Linked DNA regions of Homo sapiens: region 1 is linked to region 2. Evidence: chromatin loops called from intact Hi-C (ENCODE). Cell type or tissue: ovary. All regions are shown on one strand.

Region 1 (5,000 bases), 170 kb before region 2:
TCCCCATTGACTTGTGACAACCAAAAAATCTCTAGAAATTGCCAAATGTCCCCTGAGAGCCAAGATCACATGTGACAGAGGATCACTGCCTTTCACGACTCTCAGTAAAAAGAATACAAACCACCGGGCACGGTGGCTCACGCCTGTAATCCCAGCACTTTGGGAGGCAGAGGTGGGCGAATGACCTGAGGTCAGGAGTTCGAGACCAGCCTGGCCAACATGGAGAAACCCCATCTCTACTAAAAATACAAAATCAGCCGGGCGTGGTGGCACATGCTTGTAATCCCAGCTACTAAGAAGGCTGAGGCAGGAAAATGGTTTGAACCCAGGAGGCAGAGGTTGTGGTGAGGCGATATCGTGCCATTGCACTCCATCCTGGGCAACAAAGGTGAAATTCCGTCTCCAAAAAACGAAAAAAAAAAGAAAACAAACCGGCCGCAGTGGCTCATGCCTGTAATCCCAGCACTTTGGGAGACTGAAGTGGGAGGATCACTTGAGGCCGGGAGTTTAAGACAAGCCTGGTCAACATACTGAGACCCCATCTCTAAAAAAAAATACAAAAATCAGCCAGGTATGATGGCACACATGCCTGTAATCTCAACTACTCAGGAGGCTGAGGCAGGAGAATCGCTTGAACCTGGGAGGCAGAGGTTGCAGTGAGCCAAGATTGTACCACTGCACTCCAGCCGGGGTGACAGAACGAGACTGTCTCAAAAAAAAAAAAAATACAAAAATGAGCTGGGCATGGTGGTGTGCACCTGTAGTTCCAGCTACTTGGGAGGCTGAGGTGGGAAGATCACTTGAGCCCAGGAGGTTAAGGCTGCAGTGAGCTATGATCACAGCACTGCACTCCTGCCTGGGGACAGAGTGAGATCCTGTCTCTTAGAAAAAAAAAAAGAAGAAGAAGAAAGAAAGAAAACAGAAATAGCTGGGCGCGGTGGCTCAAGTCTGTAATCCCAGCACTTTGGGAGGCCGAGGCAGGCAGATCACCTGAGGTCGGGAGTTCGAGACCAGCCTGACCAACATGGAGAAACTCCGTCTCTACTAAAAATACAAAATTAGCCGGGCATGGTGGTGGTGCATGCCTGTAATCCCAGCTACTGGGGAGCCTGAGACAGGAGAATCACTTGAACCTGGGAGGTGGAGGTTGCGGTGAGCCGAGATCATGCCATTGCCCTCCAGCCTGGGAAACGAGAGCAAAACTCTGTCTCAAAAAAAAAAAAAAAAAGAAAGAAGAAAATAGAAATAACTCAGGTCTAAGACCTCCTCCTAGTCACAACCAGTTTTCTGCGTTCATCTTGGCTTGAGTGATCTATAGTCTGTGTCTATCCGCCACCTAAGTGCTTGCATCTCGTACGTAAGCCACACCTCAAAGACGGCCAAGGAGAAGGGGTGGGCCAGCCTCTTTTCATCCTCCAAGATGGTCTTCCGGTTGCCCCCGTTGACATCGATGCTTGAGATGGAGTGAAGTTTGGAGTCAACCCAGTAGAGGCGGCCACTGAGGAGATCTAGACACACAAGTGGATAAGGAGAGGTCACGTGCTGATGCCAGTCCCAGAGGGTCCTGAGGGCCTGGCCACGCTGCTCCGGGCAGGAAGACCCCCTGCCAGGGACCTAGCAGAAAAGCACCTGGAGAGGCAGCTCCAACCACATGTGAGCCTGAACCCCTCCCCTGTGACGCCCTCTCCAATGGGCAGGTAGGGGAGTTGCAGGTCAGAAAAACTTCAAGGAGGCTGGGTACGGTGGCCCACGCCTGTAATCCCAGCAGTTTGGAAGGCTGAGGCGGGAGGATCGCTTGCACCCTGAGTTTGAGACCAGCCAGGCCAACATAACAAGACTTTGTCTCTTCCCAAAAATAAAATAAAATTAGTCTGCCGTGGTGGCACGTGTCTGTAATCTCAGCTACTCAGGAGGGTGAGGCAGGAGGATCACTTGAGCCTGGGAGGTGGAGGCTGCAGTGAGCTACGATTGCGCCAGTGCACTCCAGCCTGGGTGACAGACCAAGACCTCATCTCAAAAAAAGAAAAAACAAAGAAAAGAAAGAGGGAAACCTTCAGGGAGCAGCTTGGGCTTGTCCCAGAGCCACCTGGCAACCCCCGTCTGTCCTCCAGCCTGTGCCCGGCCCTGGCTGGGACGGCTGTCCTGCGAACATACCTAGGGTGATGCCATTGGGCCACTGAATGTTTTCAGTCACCAGCGAGTAGATGTCCACACCATTCAGGCCCCCTTTCTTGATCTTGGCGGGAGTTCCCCAGTCAGTCCAGTACATGAAGCTGGTGGGAGGACAGAGAATAGCTGTGAGGCTGGAGGGCGGGGGAGGATCCCAGCCAATGCGTGCAACGAATTCTGGAAGAAACAGCCAGGCTCAGGCTTGGGAAATAGTCCTGCTGGGAACCCCAAACTCCAAATGTGGCTTGTTTGGGTTTTTTTTTTTTTTTTTTGAGACAGAGTCTGTCTCTGTTGCCCAGGCTGGAGTGCAGTGGCACGATCTTGGCTTGCTGCAACCTCCACCTTCCAGGCTCAAGCGATTCTCCTGCCTCAGCCTCTGGTGTAGCTGGGATTACAGGCGCCCACCACCACGCCTGGCTACATTTTTGTATTTTTAGTAGAGACGGGGTTTCACCATGCTGGCCAGGCCCGGGAGGCTGAAATCAAGAGGATTGCTTGAGCCCAGGAAGTTGAGGCTACAGTGAGCTATGATCACACCACTGCACTCCAGCCTGGGTGGCAGACTGAGACGCCATCTCGAAAGAAAAAGGAAGAAACACAAGAACACAAGCCATGCGCAATGGCTCGCACGTGTAATCCCAGCACTTTGGGAGACCAAGGCAGGAGGATTGCTTGAGGCTAGGAGGTCAAGACCAGCCTGGGCAACATAGTGAGACCTCATCTCTACTAAAAATAAAATAAATTAGCTGGGCACAGTGGTGTTCACCTGTAGTTCCAGCTACTTGGGAGGCTGAAGTGGGAGAATCAACTGAGCCCAAGAGTTTGAGGCTGCAGTGAACTCTGATTGCGCCACTGCACTCCAGACTCAGTGACAGAGCGACACCCTGTCTCAAAACAAACAAATATGAGACCAGAACACACGCACACAACACACACATTTGTATCTGAGTGGAGACAGTCTGAGAGTCTCTTTCCCTCTGGCCTGGCAGTTATGTGGCCAAACACACTGGGCCACATGTACCCCACCCATTGTTCTGTGGCAACAGCGAGCATTGTCTTGTTTAAAAGAGATCCAGGGTTGGGTTGGGCACAGTGGCTCATGCCTGTAATCCCCGCTGTTTGGGAGGCTGAGGCAGGCAGATTACTTGAGGCTAAGGGTTCGAGACCAGCCTAGCCAACATGGTGAAACCCAGTCTCTACTAAAAATACAAAAAATTAGTCAGGCATGGTGGTACATGCTTGTAATCCTAATTAGTTGGGAGGTTGAGGCAGGAGAATCACTTGAACCTGGGAGGCGGAGGCTGCAGTGAGCCGAGATCACGCCACTGCAATCTAGCCTGGGCGACAGAGCGAGACTCCGTCTCAAAAAATAAAAAATAAAAAGGGGGCCGGGCGTGGTGGCTCACGCTTGTAATCCAAGCACTTAGGGAGGCCGAGGCGGGTGGATCACAGGGTCAGGAGATTTAGACCATCCTGGCTAACGCGGTGAAACCCCGTCTCTAATAAAAATGCAAAAAATTAACCGGGCGTGGTGGCGGGTGCCTGTAGTCCCAGCTACTCGGGAGGCTGAGGCAGGAGAATGGCGTGAACCTGTGAGGCGGAGCTTGCAGTGAGCCGTGATCGCACCACTGCACTACAGTCTGGGCGACAGAGCGAGATTCCATCTCAAATAAATAAATAAATAAAAATAAAAAGGGACGCTGGCCATAGCGGGCCCACCTTCACCCGCAGGCATCTGATGATGCTCTCTTCCCTGCTTTTCCCTTCCAGACACCAAGTGTGCCTTCTCCAGTGTTCTCTGCTGGAAACCCAACATTCACCTCCTGATTGTAGCTGCAAGGACAGTGTGCGTCCCGGGTTGTCAGCACCACACTGAAACTGTGAAATGCCACCTCTCACGTGCTTAGGTAGCAGATGTCACCTGACAGGTACAGAGTACACCGGGCAGGTGGCAGGGGCGATGCTTCCTGCCAGGGGACACAGGTCACAGTGTCTTGACCCAGGAGCTGCTGAGTCAGCCATGGGCTTGGAAGATACCATCCTGTTGTCTAGCCACTAACCAGTTTTTTGTTTAGTTTTTTTTTTTTTTTTTGAGACGGAGTCTCACTCTGTCACCCAGGCTGGAGTGCAGTGGGGCTGTCTTGGCTCACTGCAACCTCCATCTCCCAGGTTCAAGTGATTCTCCTGCCTCAGCCTCCCGAGCAGCTGGGATTACAGGTGCCCACCACCACACCCGGCTAATTTTTGTATTTTTAGTAGAGACGAGGTTTCACCATGTTGGTCAGGCTGGTCTTGATGATCCACCCACCTTGGCCTCCCAAAGTGCTGGGATTACAGGTGCTTTGAGCCACCATGCCCAGCCCACTAACCAGTTCCTGAAGCTCCTTCCTGCTCCCTCCATTCCCTCTGCAGCCCTCAGCGTCGTGGATACGCACCCATGAACAGGATCCACCACGATGGCCCTTGGCTTGGAGCCGTTCTCCCTGAATAACGTTTTCCTCTTCACGCCCTTGGTATCCGCAACAGAGACAGTGCCCAGGACAGAGTCGGTCCAGTAGATGTTGCTGTGGATCCAGTCCACAGCCAGCCCGTCGGGGGCCTGGATGTCTCTGCTGATGACGGTGTCATAGGAAGAGACGCCGTGGGCTCTGTCAAGCTGGGTGCTGAGGCAGGAGGAGAGAAGGGCATCAGCGCCAGGAGCCCTCATCTCACCTGCGGGCCAAGGCTGCAGGCAGGGGCGACGCTCACCTGCAGATCATTCTCTGGGACAGGTCAGACCAGTAGATTCTATTGCTGGCCACCTCCGTGTCCAGAGCGACCACGTTCCTCAG
Region 2 (5,000 bases):
CCCGAGTAGCTGGGACTACAGGCACGTGCCACCACGCCCAGCTAATTTTTTGTATTTTTAGTAGAGACAGGGTTTCACCGTGTTAGCCAGGATGGTCTTGATCTCCAGACCTCGTGATCCACCTGCCTCGGCCTCCCAAAGTGCTGGGATTACAGGCATGAACCACCACACCCAGCCTCTCCCTCTTTTTTTTTATTTTTATTTTTTTTTTGAGACAGAGTCTCACTGTTCAACTAGGCTGGAGTGCAGTGAGATGATCATGGCTCACTATGGAGTCAACCTGCGGGGCTCAGGTGATCCTCCACCTCAGCCTCCCAAGTAGCTGGGACTACAGGAGCACACTACCTCACTCAGGTAATTTTTTTTTTTTTAGAGGGAGTCTTGGTCTGTCACCCAGGCTGGAGTGCAGTGGCGCGATCTCAGTTCACGGCAACCTCTGCCTCCCAGGTTCAAGCGATTCTCCTGCCTCAGCCTCCGGAGTAACTGGGATTACAGACACCCACCACCATGCCTAACTTTTTGTATCTTTAGTAGAGATGGGGTTTCACCATGTTGGCCAGGCTGGTCTCGAACGCCTGACCTCATGATCTGCCCACCTCGGCCTCCCAAAGTGCTGGGATTACAGGTGCGAGCCACTGTGCCCTGGCTATATTTTATTTTAGTATTTATTTATTTATTTGTTTATTTATTTATTTATTTATTGAGAGGGAGTCTTGCTCTGTTGCCCAGGCTGGAGTTCAGTGGCATGATCTCAGCTCATTGCAACCTCTGCCTCCCAGGTTCAAGTGATTCTCTCACCTCAGCCTCCCCAGTATCTGGGACTACAGGCACATGCCAGCACATCTGGCTAATTTTTGTATTTTTAGTAGAGACAGGGTTTTTACTAAATTTTTCATATTTTTAGTAGAGATGGGGTCTCCCTATGTTGCCCAGGTCAGTCTCAAACTCATAGCTCAAGGGATCCATCCACATTAGCCTCCCAAAGTGCTGGGATTACAGGCATGAGGCACTGTGCCCCACCGTGACAGTTTACTTCATTGTGGTCATCCTCTTGATATTTTGAAAGCATTCAAACTCTACAGTGGCTTTTATATAATTAAACAACAATTTTAAAGAGATGGAGGTGTCACTATGTTGACCAGGCTGGTCTTAAACTCCTGGTCTCAAACTCCTCGTCTCAAGCAATCCTCCCATCTCAGCCTCCCAATGTGCTGGGATTACAGTGTGAGCCACCACGTCCAGCCTATAGTGGCTTTTGTAAAAACCCCTACAGAGTGAGGCCTATCATATTATTTCAAAAGCCTACACCCAATATCTAACTGTTCTCAGAAGAAATAGGGAGACTTTTCAGAGCATCACTACCTAAGCAAGGTCACAGATTGGAGCCCCAGCTGGGAGGAAACAGAGCTATCAACATTAGATGTGCCTCAACAAAGACCAGTGCAGTCCCTGCAGGGGATGATGAAAACTTTTCAAAGCCAGCTGTCCCACGAGTAAAGTTTAAACCAATCCACAGAGCACAGATCCTACACTGATAAGCAATAACACTACAGCAGAACTCAAGCAATGGAAAATCCTACAAGTTTTAGCATGAATAACATCCACAAGAGCTGGGTTATTAGAGCAGAGCACCTCTCCCTGGTTTTGATTCAAAGAACTTGCCAGAATTTAAATTAATTATTTTTTCATGTAATTATTTGCTGCAAGGCTGGGCACGGTGGCTCACGCCTGTAATCCCAGCACTTTGAGAGGCCGAGGCGGGCGGATCACAAGGTCAGGAGATTAAGACCATCCTGGCTAACACGGTGAAACCCCGTCTCTACTGAAAATACAAAAAAATTAGTCATGTTGGCCTGGCTGGTCTCGAACTCCTGACCTCAGGTGATCAGCCCGACTTGGCCTCCCAAAGTGCTGGGATTACAGGCGTGAGCCACTGTGCCCGGCCCCTGCATTTTATTTCAATGGAAGGATGTCTAACTTAATTTTCCCACAAATGGTTTCCAGATCATCTCTCATTCAGGGCAAACACCAGATCAGGCCTCTACAAGGAACGACAGATTAGTGCAGCTGGGAAATGGGTAACACCCACCTGATAGAGAAAGGGGGTTCTTGCTCCCTCTAGTGTTCACCACACACTACAGATGTCCTGCTGTTCCCCTGTAAGGCGACCAGTAATACCTACCATGTCAGCTTTGAAATAACCAAGATGTCACTAAGTAGATGGGTGAATAAACCAACTGGGGTCCATGCAGACAATGGAATATATTCCGTAAGATAATATATTACACTAGAAAAGAACTAGCTGCTCAGGAGGCTGAGGTTGGAGGATCACTTGGCCCAGGGGTTCGAGACAAAAGCCTGAGACCCCATCTCCATGAAAAAAAAAAAAAAATTAGCTGGGCCTGGTGGCACATGCCTGTAGTCCCAGCTACTCAGAAGGCTGAGGCAGGAGAATCGCTTGAACCCAGGAGGCGGAGGTTGCAGTGAGCCGAGATTGCGCCACTGCACTTCAGCCTGGTGACAGAGCTAGACTCCATCTCAAAGAAAAAAAAAAAAAAAATCTGCCGGGTGCGGTGGCTCACGCCTGTAATCTCAGCACTTTGGGAGGCCGAGACGGGCAGATCACGAGGTCAGGAGATGGAGACCGTCCTGGCTAACGCAGTGAAACCCCGTCTCTACTAAAAATACAAAAAAAAAATACAAAAAAAAAAAATTAGCTGGGCGTGTTTGCAGGCGCCTGTAGTCTCAGCTACTGGGGAGGCTGAAGCAGGAGAATGGCCTGAACCCGGGAGGCGGAGCTTGCAGTGAGCCGAGATCCTGCCACTGCCCTCCAGCTTGGGCGCCAGAGCGAGACTCCATCTCAAAAAAAAAAAAAAAAGCTCCATAGGTACCTACCCTGTGTTCACTTTATCTTATGGAAAGTGACCATTTACTGGGCGCCAGACGAATACATAATTGACTATCCCCCTACCTGCTCCTTTTCTGTAGGAATATGTGAATTACATATGGATACATTTGGGATACATTACATATATGGATTTTATTACACATGGACACATTACTCTCCCATTTGCCCTCCAGCCCACTTTTCCCCTTTAAATACTGAAGCCCTCAAAATAATTTTTGGAGAAAGACACAGATTATGAACTGTGTCCGTGATTCTATGTTTCGTTCTTTTTCTCTTTTTCTTTTCTTTCCTTCCTTTCCTTTCCTTTCCCTCCCTCCCTGCCCCACTCCTCCCTCTCTCCCTCCCTGCCTCCCTCTGTCTCTCTCTGTCTCTCTGTCTCTTTCTGTCCCTCTGTTGCCCAGGCTGGAGTGCAGTGGTGCACAGCGATTCTCCTGCCTCAGCCTCCTTAGTAGCTGGGATTACAGGTGCCCACGACCGCGCCCGGCTAATTTTTGTATTTTTAGTAGAGATGGGGTTTCACCATGTTGGCCAGGCTGGTCTCAAACTCCTGACCTCGGGTTATCTGCTCGCCTTGGCCTCCCAAAACGCTGGGATTACAGGTGTAAACTACTGCACCTGGCCCTGTGTTTATTTCTTCCAGGCATGTCCTAAACCTTGGCAAAATGAATTTCTAATTTGATGGAGACCTGTCTCAGATACTTCAGATACTATTCATTTTCAAATAATGAATAGCTATTCATAATCATCACTGTGGGCCAGGCATGGTGGCTCACACCTATAATCCCAGCACTTTGGGAGGCCGAGGCAGGCAGATCACGAGGTCAAGAGATCGAGACCATCCTGGCCAACATGCTGAAACTCCGTCTCTACTAAAAGTACAAAAATTAGCTGGGCATGGTGGCATGCACCTCTAGTTCCAGCTACTTGGGAGGCTGAGGCAGGAGAATCGCTTGAACTTGGGAGGTGGAGTTTGCAGTAAGCCAAGACTGCGCCACTACACTCCATCCTGGCAACAGAGCGAGGCTCCATCTCAAAAAAAAAAAAAAGAAAAAGAAAAAGAAATTGTCACTGTGGCCTGCCACAACATGGGAAAGGAACACAGCATCCTTGTGGCTGCCCTGAGGGAAACCTCAAAAGGCAAGTCAAGGATGTCTTCTGTAGATGGCTGTGAATTCCCCAGAAACTCCTTCTGGTAGGACATGATTGTGAACCAATGTTCTCTGAAAAGGAATTTGGAGGGAATAGATTGTATTCCAGTCAACAGTTTGCAAACTGAAGAGACACAGTATTTGGTGTAAAATGAAGGTGCATTCCAGAGAACAAAGGGAGGGTTCAGGTTTTTTTTTTTTTTTTTTTTTTTTTTTTTTTTTTTTTTTTTTTTTGTGAGACAGTCTGGCTCTGTCACCCTGGCTGGAGTGCAGTGGCGCAATCTGAGCTCACTGCAACCTCTGCCTCCTGGGTTGAAGCAATTCTCCTGCCTTAGCCTCCCGAGGGTTCAGGTATTATAGCAAAAATTCCAGCCCAGGTTCCCACTCAAGTCTGTTTATGCAAATCAGGGAGTCAAACTTGCCTAGTTTTTACTGGTTGACACATCTGAGTTCTGACTGATTGGTCCAGGAGACCTCTGAATGTCCAAAAGTTAAAACGGAGGCGTGAGTTTTGGGGCAACTCAGAATACATGTGTGACCTCTATTCAGCAAATGGTTGCTTGGGTGTACTTAAAATTGAAGCCCAGTCTGCCACTCCAGATCCATCTTGAAGGACTGGCTCTTTCAGGTTTTTATTTGTTCACCTGGTGAATCAGTAACAGGAAATGTGAAATGCCTGTGGCTCACCAGCTATAAATAAGATTGCAAGAACAAAAGAACTGGCTTCTTTGTACAGCTATTAATGAAACGATTGACCTGGGCACCCATCAGAAGTGATAAAATTGGGCCGGGCACAGTGGCTCATGCCTGTAATCCCAGCACTTTGGGAAGGTGAGGCGGGTGGATCACTTGAGGTCAGGAGTTTGAGACCAGCCTGACCAACATGGTGAAACCCTGTCTCTAATAAAAATACAAAAATTAGCCGGGCGTGGTGGCAGGTGCCT

What was found. Hi-C counts contacts between places; a loop is a spot of excess contacts. Peaks named below come from ENCODE experiments on the same cell type or tissue, not always from the same donor. Only the 100,000 strongest peaks of a DNase experiment are listed, where the experiment ranks them.
Region 1: it touches region 2 in a loop (2.7-fold over the local background); 22 of 110 quality-filtered maps call a loop at or near these places.

What each region holds. Positions count from the first base shown.
Region 1 is chr19:11,113,367-11,118,366 of GRCh38, reverse strand. LDLR (low density lipoprotein receptor) reads right to left here. Exons shown (of 18, transcript NM_000527.5): 9 at 4,918-5,000; 10 at 4,605-4,832; 11 at 2,155-2,273; 12 at 1,369-1,508. It overlaps MIR6886 (microRNA 6886), which reads right to left and starts at 4,893; the gene lies at 4,833-4,893. In ovary, no CTCF peak of the experiment used is centred here; a DNase peak (open chromatin) is centred at 2,316.
Region 2 is chr19:10,939,323-10,944,322 of GRCh38, reverse strand. No RefSeq gene overlaps it. Among named protein-coding and RNA genes, the nearest start is that of TIMM29, 13 kb to the right of the region's middle. In ovary, a CTCF peak has its summit at 2,128 (motif pointing left); no DNase peak of the experiment used is centred here.